Regions from separate parts of the Homo sapiens genome. Here region 1 is linked to region 2. Evidence: read pairs that join two places in POLR2A ChIA-PET (ENCODE). Cell type or tissue: CD4-positive, alpha-beta T cell. All regions are shown on one strand.

What was found. Peaks named below come from ENCODE experiments on the same cell type or tissue, not always from the same donor. Only the 100,000 strongest peaks of a DNase experiment are listed, where the experiment ranks them.
Region 1: POLR2A ChIA-PET joins it to region 2 with 5 read pairs; 7 of 35 experiments call an interaction of 5 or more read pairs at or near these places.

The regions. Positions count from the first base shown.
Region 1 is chr22:30,892,025-30,897,024 of GRCh38, forward strand. It overlaps OSBP2 (oxysterol binding protein 2), which reads left to right. Exons shown (of 14, transcript NM_030758.4): 9 at 1,098-1,218; 10 at 1,439-1,542; 11 at 1,614-1,709; 12 at 1,793-1,977. The region is part of intron 2 of LOC107985544 (a long non-coding RNA gene); the gene reads right to left. Among named protein-coding and RNA genes, the nearest start is that of MORC2-AS1, 28 kb to the right of the region's middle. RefSeq lists enhancers at 966-1,541, 1,542-2,117. In CD4-positive, alpha-beta T cell, no CTCF peak of the experiment used is centred here; no DNase peak of the experiment used is centred here; H3K27ac peaks cover 343 bases.
Region 2 is chr22:30,785,954-30,790,953 of GRCh38, forward strand. The region is part of intron 2 of OSBP2 (oxysterol binding protein 2); the gene reads left to right. Among named protein-coding and RNA genes, the nearest start is that of MIR3200, 57 kb to the left of the region's middle. In CD4-positive, alpha-beta T cell, no CTCF peak of the experiment used is centred here; no DNase peak of the experiment used is centred here.

The sequences.
Region 1 (5,000 bases), 110 kb after region 2:
TGCACCCCGGGTGGGGCCTGCCTCCTGACCTGCCAGAGGAACCCTCCACTGCGATGGAGGGAGTGGCCCACAGGGAAGCCTGGGGAGATGGAGGTGGGAGTGGAGGGGGCAGATGCTGGATGCGATTTGAAGGAAGGGCAGGAAGGGTTTGCTTAGGGTTAGAGGAGGAGCATGAGGAGGGCCAGAGAGGCTGCAGAGCGTTTGGTGTGAGCAGCTGGAAGGGCAGGATGCTGAGGTATAGGCGAGGAGGAGGCAGAGCTTCCTATGGGCTCCTTGGGGAGGGATCAGCTGAGCTCAGGGCCAGCTAACCCATCTCCTGGGGCATAGGAAGCAAGTGGGCACCTCTTACAGAGACAGGAAGTGAGGCGAGGCACACTGCGGGCAGCGGGATCCCGGCTCTGCCTGTCTGAGGGGAGATGAGATGTCCAAGGGCAGCTGGAGGCCAGGGGCAGGGCTAGGCTAGGGCTGCTGTCCTGGGGAGTGGGTAGACTTAGGAGAGGGAAGCCTGGGCCCCACAGCCAGAGCAGCATGGAATAAGGAAGAACAGACAAGGGAGGCTTGGTGGAACTGCCAGCAAGGCAGGGGAGGGCCGGGCCCGGGGCAGTGCATCGATGTGGATGCCTGCTCTGGAGCCAGGCTGGCCAGAGGCAGGGCCCGACTGCCCCTTGGCTAAAATCACTCTGCCAGTCTGGGCCCCCTTGGTATAACATGGCACAGCAGACACACCTGGTGTGTGGGGAGGATTAGATGAGAAGTGGACATGGAACCTTCGGCATAGTGTGACACCCTTTATCAGCCCTCAGTGCACCTGTCACAGACATGTCTTTGAGCATGAGGTCCACCATCACCCCTATTTCACAGCCCAGGAGCCAGGCACTGAGAGGCTCAGGACAGCACCCGGATGCTTTTCTGCTCAAGGCAGTGCCTTCCTGGGGGCCTGCCTTGGGTCCATGGCCACCTGAGGAACAGCCAGGACTGCTCCTATGGCCACAGAGCTGTGCCTGCTGAGGCAGGGCAAGCTGTCCCTCCCTGGCTGGGGCAAGTGGAACCTGGGCTCATGTCTGGCAGATGCTCACATCCTATGGGTCTGGTCTCAGGTGAGCCACCACCCCCCCTCAGCTGCGCACTACGTGTTCTCCAAGCATGGCTGGAGCCTCTGGCAGGAGATCACCATCTCCAGCAAGTTCCGGGGAAAATACATCTCCATCATGCCGCTAGGTGAGCTGGGGCCCGGTGCCTTCCTGGGACACAGAGACATTGTGCATAAGAGGGAGGATTCTGGTGATGCAAAAGCCAGCTGGGGGCTTCCAAGGGAGACCTCCCTGTAGGCCTGCCTCTTCAACCCCCCAGCCTAGTTCTCAAGACACCAGGCCTAAGGGCAGACTGGCCAGAGCCCTGCATGGGGGGGCATGACCTCTGACCTGTCCCCTGCCTCCAGGTGCCATCCACTTAGAATTCCAGGCCAGTGGGAATCACTACGTGTGGAGGAAGAGCACCTCAACTGTTCACAACATCATCGTGGGCAAGCTCTGGATCGACCAGGTCAGGGGCGCCCTTGGGGAGGGGGTGCATGGCCCGGGGGCTGGCCGCTGACCACTGCCCTCCTTCGCCAGTCAGGGGACATCGAGATTGTGAACCATAAGACCAATGACCGGTGCCAGCTGAAGTTCCTGCCCTACAGCTACTTCTCCAAAGAGGCAGCCCGGAAGGTAAGCAGGACCAGCCACCTCTAAGCACCCCAGGGGGCCCAGGGCAGAGTCTGCACCTACGCTGGTCCTGCCAATGTCCACAGGTGACAGGAGTGGTGAGTGACAGCCAGGGCAAGGCCCATTACGTGCTGTCCGGCTCGTGGGATGAACAAATGGAGTGCTCCAAGGTCATGCATAGCAGTCCCAGCAGCCCCAGCTCTGACGGGAAGCAGAAGACAGTGTACCAGACCCTGTCAGCCAAGCTGCTGTGGAAGAAGTACCCGCTGCCGTGAGTAGGGCTGGCAGGGGCCCCGCCACAGGCAAAGGAGAGGGAAGGAGGACAGTGGACAGAAAGCAACTGACAGGCACAGGAGGTCGGGAGGGTTCAGTCCACACATGGGCAGAGAACAGTATTATGCAGCCGACATCCCAGTGTGAAGGCAGACACCGAACAGTAAATAAATGTGAAACTATCAAACACTATGCACAGACTTTAAGCGAGGTGATAGGACAGAGCCCCTCCCTGTTCCTCCCTACAAGAAATAAAAAACATACTTGAAAATAACCACAGGAAATAGAAAACTATAAAATGTGGCATAGGAAAGTCCAAAGAGAACAAATAGAAATTCGACAAAGGGAAAAAAAAATGACTGACATTGAGAACCCTGTGGAATGGTTTAGTAGCTAGAATCTATCACCTGAACACAGGTCAGAAGAAGTGACAGAACTGCATTTAAAGAGACAAAACCCAGAAAAGACAGGAAGCTACAGGGAGAAGACAGAGTGAGGTCCCTGGAGCAGGCTCCCTGGCCTCTCCTGGGAGCGAGTTTGAGTGCAGTCTCCCGTCAGACCTCCTGCAATGGAATCTGCATTTCTGTAAGCTTGCTCAGCAAGATTGAGAGCAGGGTTTGGCATTTCTAGCGAGAGTCCCAAAAGGAAAGAGGGACTGTACCTGAAGATAAAAATAACAAAGAAATTCCTGCACCTAAATCTATGCAGTGAAACTAAATCAGAGAGAAACTATTAAGCAGCCAGATTTTAAAAAGACATCACTTTCCGAGGAGCTGTCCCCTTATCAACAGAAATGGGAGCTTGAAGACAGTCAAATGATATCTTCCGTGAGTTGAAAGATGCACTGCCAGCCTAGAATTATACACCCAGGGAGACCATCTTTAAAGAATGAAGGTGAAATCAAGGCATTTTCAGGCAAACAAAAAGCTTACTTTGGCACCAGCAGACCTGCACAAAAGGATATACCTCAGGCAGGAGGAAACTGACCCCAGAGGGAAGATCTGAGAATAACGGATACTGTGCACCTAAATTAAAGCTGAATAAACAAGAATAACGTGGGGTACAACATTTTAGAATGTGGCTGCACAGTACGAAGAGGAATGAAGGGAGGGAAACTGCTCAAAGGCCCCCCCGCCATGCTGCCCTGGAAGAGGATCAAGATGCACATTCGCTTCTGAGTGTATGAAGTATGTTTATTGCGATTCCTAGGGTAACCGCTAAAATAACCCATTTAGCTGGAATCCCAGAAGGAAAGAAGAAGAAGAAGAAAAAAAACAAAGAGGGAGATAAAATGAAGATAAATTTCCCAAAGTAAAAGCAAAGAGATGAAAGACCCTGTACTGAAAGGGCCTATAGCGTGCTGAAGACAAGAAATAAAGAAAAATGTTCATCTAGATCATGCTATAGTCAAAATGAAGACCGAAGAAAAAATTCTAATAGCTTCCAGGGAGGAGCAAAAGATTTTAGTCAAGGATAAAGAATTAGACATCAGATTTTTCAATAACCAACATTGGATTAATATTTTCTAAGTTAGAAAATTCTACTTTCTAATTTTGTATCTAGTCAAACTGACATTCACATATGGGGCCATATCCTTAGGCACGCAGCCTCGGAAGTTTTGCCACACAAAAACCCACAATGAAAACAGTATTGGGCCTGGTGTGGTGGCTCACGCCTGTAATCCCAACACTTTGGGAGGCCGAGGCAAGCAGATCACTTGAGGTTAGGAGTTCAAGACTACCCTGGCCAACATGGAGAAACCCCGTCTCTACTAAAATACAAAAATTAGCCAGGCATGGTGGCACGCACCTGTAATCCCAGCTACTCAGGAGGCTGAGGCATGAGAATCACTTGAATCTGGGAGGCAGAGGTTGCAGTGAGCCGAGATCGTGCCACTGCACTCTAGCCTGGGAGGAAAAAAAAAAATGAAAACAGTATTGGACACAGTACTTTAAAGGGGAGGATGGGGGGAGCAAGGATGTCACAATAGATGAATAAAGGGGTTTTGTTTGTTTTTTTGTTGTTGTTTGTTTTGAGATGGAGTCTCACTCTGTCGCCCAGGCTAGAGTGCAGTGGCATGATCTTGGCTCACTGCAACCTCTGCCTCCCAGGTTCAAGCGATTCTCCTGTCTCAGTCTTCCGAGTAGCTGAGATTACAGGGGCATGCTACTGTGCTCGCCTAATTTTTGTATTTTTAGTAAAGACGGGGTTTCACCATGTTGGCCAAGCTGGTCTTGAACTCCTGACCTCAAGTGATCGGCACACCTCGGCCTCCCAAAGTGCTAGGATTACAGGTGTGAGCCACCACACCCAGCCTAAAAGTTATTTTTTAAACAACTACTAGGATCAAAGAAAAAGAGAAAACATGCTCATAATAATGCAGATTTAAAAGTTTAGATAATCTTAGCATGATGGAATTTGAGGAGAAGGGGAAGGATCTGAGGGATGTGAAGAAATGCTAAGTTCTTATTGGAAGGAAGAAACATTTATAAGACTGTTAAAATGGTAAGAGAAAATTAAAAAGTAGCACAAACAAAAACTATAAATTAACATGATAGCAATAGGCCCAAGCATTATCAATGATTATAATAAATATAAATAGATGAAGCTCACCAGTTAAAAAGCAAACTACTGGCAAACTGGATTTTTTTTTTTTTTTTAAGAGACAGAGTCTCGCTCTGTTACCCAGGCTGGTATCCAGTGGCACGATCACAGCTCACTGCAGCCTCAAACACCCAGGTTCAAGTGATCCTCACCTCACACTCCTGAATAGCTAGGACTACAGGCATGCACCACCATGCCTGGCTAATTTTTAAAAATTTTTTATAGAGACAGGGTGTCACTATGTTGCTCTGTCTGATTTCAAACTCCTGGCCTCAAGTGATCCTCCAGCCTCAGCCTCTCAAAGTGCTGGGATTATAGGCACAAGCCACCATGCCCGGCCTAACTGGATGTGTTAAAATCCAGATACCCAGACCTTCTAAGAGGTTCCCAAAATATAAAGGTATATAAAAGTTGAAA
Region 2 (5,000 bases):
TCTTTATAAATTACCCAGTCTCAGGTAGTATCTTTATAGCAATATGAGAATGGACTAATACAGTTTGTGTGTGTGTGTGTGTGTGTGTGTACAGAAGTCTCGCTGTGTTACCCAGGCTGGAGTGCAATGGCACAATCTCGGCTCACTGCAACCTCCACCTTCCAGGTTCAAGCAATTCTCCTGTCTCAACCTCGAGTAGCTGGGATTACAGGCGTGTGCCACCACACCCAGCTAATTTTTTGTATTTTCAGTAGAGATGGAGTTTCACTATGTTGGCCAGGCTGGTCTCGAACTCCTGACCTCCAGTGATCCACCTGCCTCAGCCTCCCAAAGTGCTGGGATTTCAGGTGTGAACCACTGCACCCAGCCTCAGTTAGTGTATTTTAAGTCAGTTAATATTTACAATAAATATTGACTGTACATCTCTCTGTGCCAGACAGCACTAGGAGGTGAGGAGTCATGGAAAACAAAAATCAATGACACCTGCCAGAGACCCCACTGCCTGCTGTGGGGAGACAGACAAACCAATACAAAATCATGATGCAATGGCCCAATGCTTCACCATGGTGAAAGGCACCTAGCCCAGTTTTGAGGGTCGGGAAGGTTGCCTAGAGGAGGTGATATGTAAGCTGAGATCTAAAGGGTGAGGAGGAATTCACTTGTTGAAGATAGGAGGAGTACAATTGAAAATGAGGCCCAGAGGTTGGGGAGATCCTGGCTGTTCAGAGAGCTAAAGACACCTCATTGGTGGCAGGAGCAGAGGGTGGGGGTGGGGTGGGGTGGGGTGGGGATGCCTCAAGATGAGGCTGGAGAGACTAGCAGGGCAAAACATGCATCAGGAAAGGTGTTTTGTTTTGTTTTGTTTTGTACAGTCTTGCTCTGTTGCCCAGGCTGGAGTGCAATGGTGCAATCTCGGCTCACTGCAACCTCTGCCTCCCAGGTTCAAGCGATTCTCCTGCCTCAGCCTCCCAAGTATCTGGGACTACAGGCACGTGCCACCACACCAGGCTAATTTTTTGTATTTTTAGTAGAGACACGGTTTCACTGTGTTAGCCAGGATGGTCTCGATCTCCTGACCTGGTGATCCGCCTGTCTCGGCCTCCCAAAGTGCTGGGATTACAGGCGTGAGCGACTGTGCCCGGTCAGGAAAGGTCTTACCAGTCAGATTCTCCACCTGTGTTAGTCCGTTCTCACACTGCTAATAAAGACATACCCAAGACTAAGTAATTTATAAAGGAAAGGGGTTTAATAGACTCACAGTTGAGTATGGCTGGGGAGGCCACAGGAAACTTACAGTCATGGCGGAAGGGGAAGGAAACACATTCTTCTTAACATGGCGGCAGGAAGGAGACGAATGGGAGCTAAGAGGAGGGGGAAGCCCCTTATAAAACCGTCAGATCTCGTGATAACTTACTATCACGAGAATAGAATGGTCGGGGCCGGATGCGGTGGCTCACGACTGTAATCTCAGCACTTTGGGAGGCCGAGGCAGGTGGATCATTTGGGGTCAGGAGTTCCAGACCAGCATGACCAACATGGTGAAACCCCATCTCAACTAAAAATACAAAAATTAGGCGGGCATGGTGGTGCATGCCTGTAATCCCAGCGAATCGGGAGGCTGAAGCATGAGAATCACTTGAACCCGGGAGGTGGAGGTTTTGGTGAGCTGAGATCGTGCCACTGCACTCCAGCCTGGGTAACAGAAGGATACTCTGTCTAAAAAGAAAAAAGAAAAAAAAGAATAGCATAGGGGAACTGCCCCCATGATTCAGTTACCTTCCACAGAGTCCCTCCCACCATGGGGATTATGGGATTACAATTGAAGATGAGATTTGGGTGGGGACACAAAGCCAAACCATATCACCACTGGCTCTCGAGTATCAAAAGAACCTTGGAGGGGTGTTAGCTGGAGCCTGGTACTCTCGGAGCAAGGCAGGACAGTGGCCGAGGGGCCCGTGGGTCTTAGTGACAGACGGTAGTGTCGGAGGGTCTTGACAGTGGGAAAGGACAGAAGCATGGAGACTGAGAGCGCTTCAGTAGGCAGAGCCAAGCTCCATGTCTGGGCTTAACTGAACAGGACTGGGGTCTCAATCATGTCATTTACCAGCCATGTAACCTAGAACAAATAACCTCCCCCATCTTCAGTTCCTTTATTTGAAAACTAGGGCTGTTGTGAGGATGTGTGAAGTGTCAGCGCCATACCTGGTCCATATGGCCTCAGTACAAGTGACAGTGATGGTGATGGTGGGGACAGTTTGATCAGCTGCAAAGCGTCTTCTCCTGCTGAGTAGGAAGAGGAAGAGGACGGGAGTGCTACCATATCCTTTTATATACAGTTTCCCCAGTGCCATGTTAATCATTCTGCAGTTGCTGCCAAAGCAACACAGAATCCTACCCAGTTCCCATGGAAGATTTTCCTCCAAGGAGAATCCAGCAGTAGAGAGAGGCCAGCCATTTGCAACGTGGGGAGCTTTCACTCAGAGCCCTCAGTCAAACAGCCAGAATGAGCTCTGGGGCAGCTGACAGACCAGCCAAGGCCTCTCATATGATTTAATCTGACAGATACAAAAAGGAGCACAAAATGATTTTGCTGTGGCCTAGACATGCAGAGCTCCCACAATTACATGTGTCCTTTCATGAAAAATTAGATTATCACCGTAGCTCCAGCATAATGAGTCTCTAATGCCAAGGACTGTGTTAATTAATAAGTTGTACATGTTGACTTTTAAGTCAGGGCATCTTGGAGGGTGAACAATTTTATTTATTTATTTATTTTTGAGATGGAGTCTTGCTCTGTCACCCAGGCTGGAGTGCAGTGGCACCATCTCAGCTCACTGCAACCTCTGCCTCCCGGGTTCAAGCGATTCTCCTGCCTCAGCCTTCCGAGTAGCTGGGATTACAGGCGCCTGCCACCACACCCGGCTAATTTTTGTGTTTTTAGTAGAGTTGGGGTTTCGCCATGTTGGCCAGACTAGTCTCAAACTCCTGACCTCAGGTGATCCGCCCATCTCAGCCTCGCAAAGTGCTGAGATTACAAGCGTGAGCCACCACACCTGGCCAAACAATTTATTTTTAATAGCTTTGGAGAAATCTACATGTGATGACATGAAAGGGCAAAAAAATTACTCGGCATTAGCCCATTTATAGTATGTCTGGAGAGTCAGTTGACCATCTCGGAGACCATGTCCCTGCAGGAACAGATGAATAGGAAATGCTTGCTCCTGGTGCTGAGTGGTGAAAGTTTTGTTGCATCCTCTTAGAAGAACTTCAGTGCTCAACGGCTCTCAGAGGCTTCACTGTGTTGTCTCTGAGATGCAGCCTCGAGGTTGTAGGAGAGAGGATCTGGGAAGAAGTCCAACCTTGACAAGAGAGAGGGGGCCTGAATCTGGCAAGCAAGTGGGGGCCACATTCTCTGGGCATTCAGAAGCCAGGATTTCATAGGCCATGAAATCTGCTGTCTTTTAGAAGTGGGCTCCGGTCTGCTTTCTCTACACAAGTTCAAATTTTCCACCATTTCCAGGAGCCTGCAGCTAACACAAGTGAATGAGTGATTTCCTCGTCATTGACCCCATAAACTCAGATACTTGTAAAAGAGAAGTTAACTTACAGAGCATATAAAAATCAGAAAAAAACGGGAAGAGCCTACGGACAGTCCGGTACAGCTGTGTATGGATCACCCATTGGAACAAGCATTTCTTTAGGCTTCCAAGGCTGTTGGAGGACCCTAAGAGGGAAGAAAATGGTTTAGCTGGAGATGGTTTGGGTGCAGACTTTCCAGAAGGCAGTACCAGTGACCAGAAGGTGGACAGACTTCAATTCCAGCCCCAAGAGCACAGGCAGGGAGAAATGCTCTCTAAGAAGGAGGGTCTGCCCTTGAGATTCTTTGTCTGCAACAGCTTTGCATCTTCCACCAGTAAAAACTTTGTTCCCATTTTAGATCACAGTTTAATTTTATTTTGTGCCATGCTCTTTGAGGGTAAGAGGAATGTGAATCTCGGTGAAAACATGTGTTGTTTCTTGTGTACCCCTCTATACATGTGACAATGGCTATCATCTGAAAGAAGCAATGTGCAAGGGGAGAGGGTGACCCCATCTCCGTGCTACAAGGTGACTGGGCTGCAGAAGGAGGATGCAGCCCCTTGGGTCAGCAGATGGGTTTTGTTGGAGTGGCCCATTGGGTGTGGGTGTCTTGGGCTGGAGGTGATGTGGATGACGCACAGGGCTTATTCTTTGTGCCCTCTCAAGCTTCACCTTTGGCCCTGGCCTACAGGGATTCCGGGTTCAGGAAAGACTTTGAATCTGCAGCCACATGAAAATACATGGCACTGCTGTGGACCCACTTTTTAAGGAGGGGGGGGCGGGGAAAGCATAGAAAAGATTTGACAGCTTGAAACTACATCAGCCAGTTTGTAGAGGTTTTGGCCACTCTTCTAGTTTCCATACACATGATCCGTGATGGATTTGGAGGGGCATGGGAAAGAGGACAAAGCCAGAGGCTCCTCATTAGTCTTGGGAATTCAAGGAGACTTCAGTTTGGTAGCTGCACTTGGAGAGATTGTGTGTGTGCGCACACACATGTGGTTGCTCCAAGGCAGTTTCTACTGCTGCTTGCTCATGTGTCTGTAGCTTCCAGGCAGTTTTTCAGCAAGACTGTAAGCCAGATGCAAAAGCAAACCTGAAGAGATATGTCAAACTGCATTAAAAAAAAAAAAAAAAAGAGGGAGCATACTTTATAGGTTAAAGGAAATTTTTTTGATATGTGGTAATTTACTGAGAATCCACTGACAAATGTGGTTAAGGGTCATTTCAGGACCAATAAGCTTTTGGATGAACAATTTAAAAATCCGTTAAGGGATATTCCTTCCCGTATCTCTATGTTTGCTTCATCGAATCACGTGGTTGCCCTGAAGGGGAAATAGGATTCATTTGTTGGTTTTTAAATTCCTTGCTTGGAAGGATTTGGACAGTCAAGGCCAATGTGATCCCTGTTTCAAACTTCT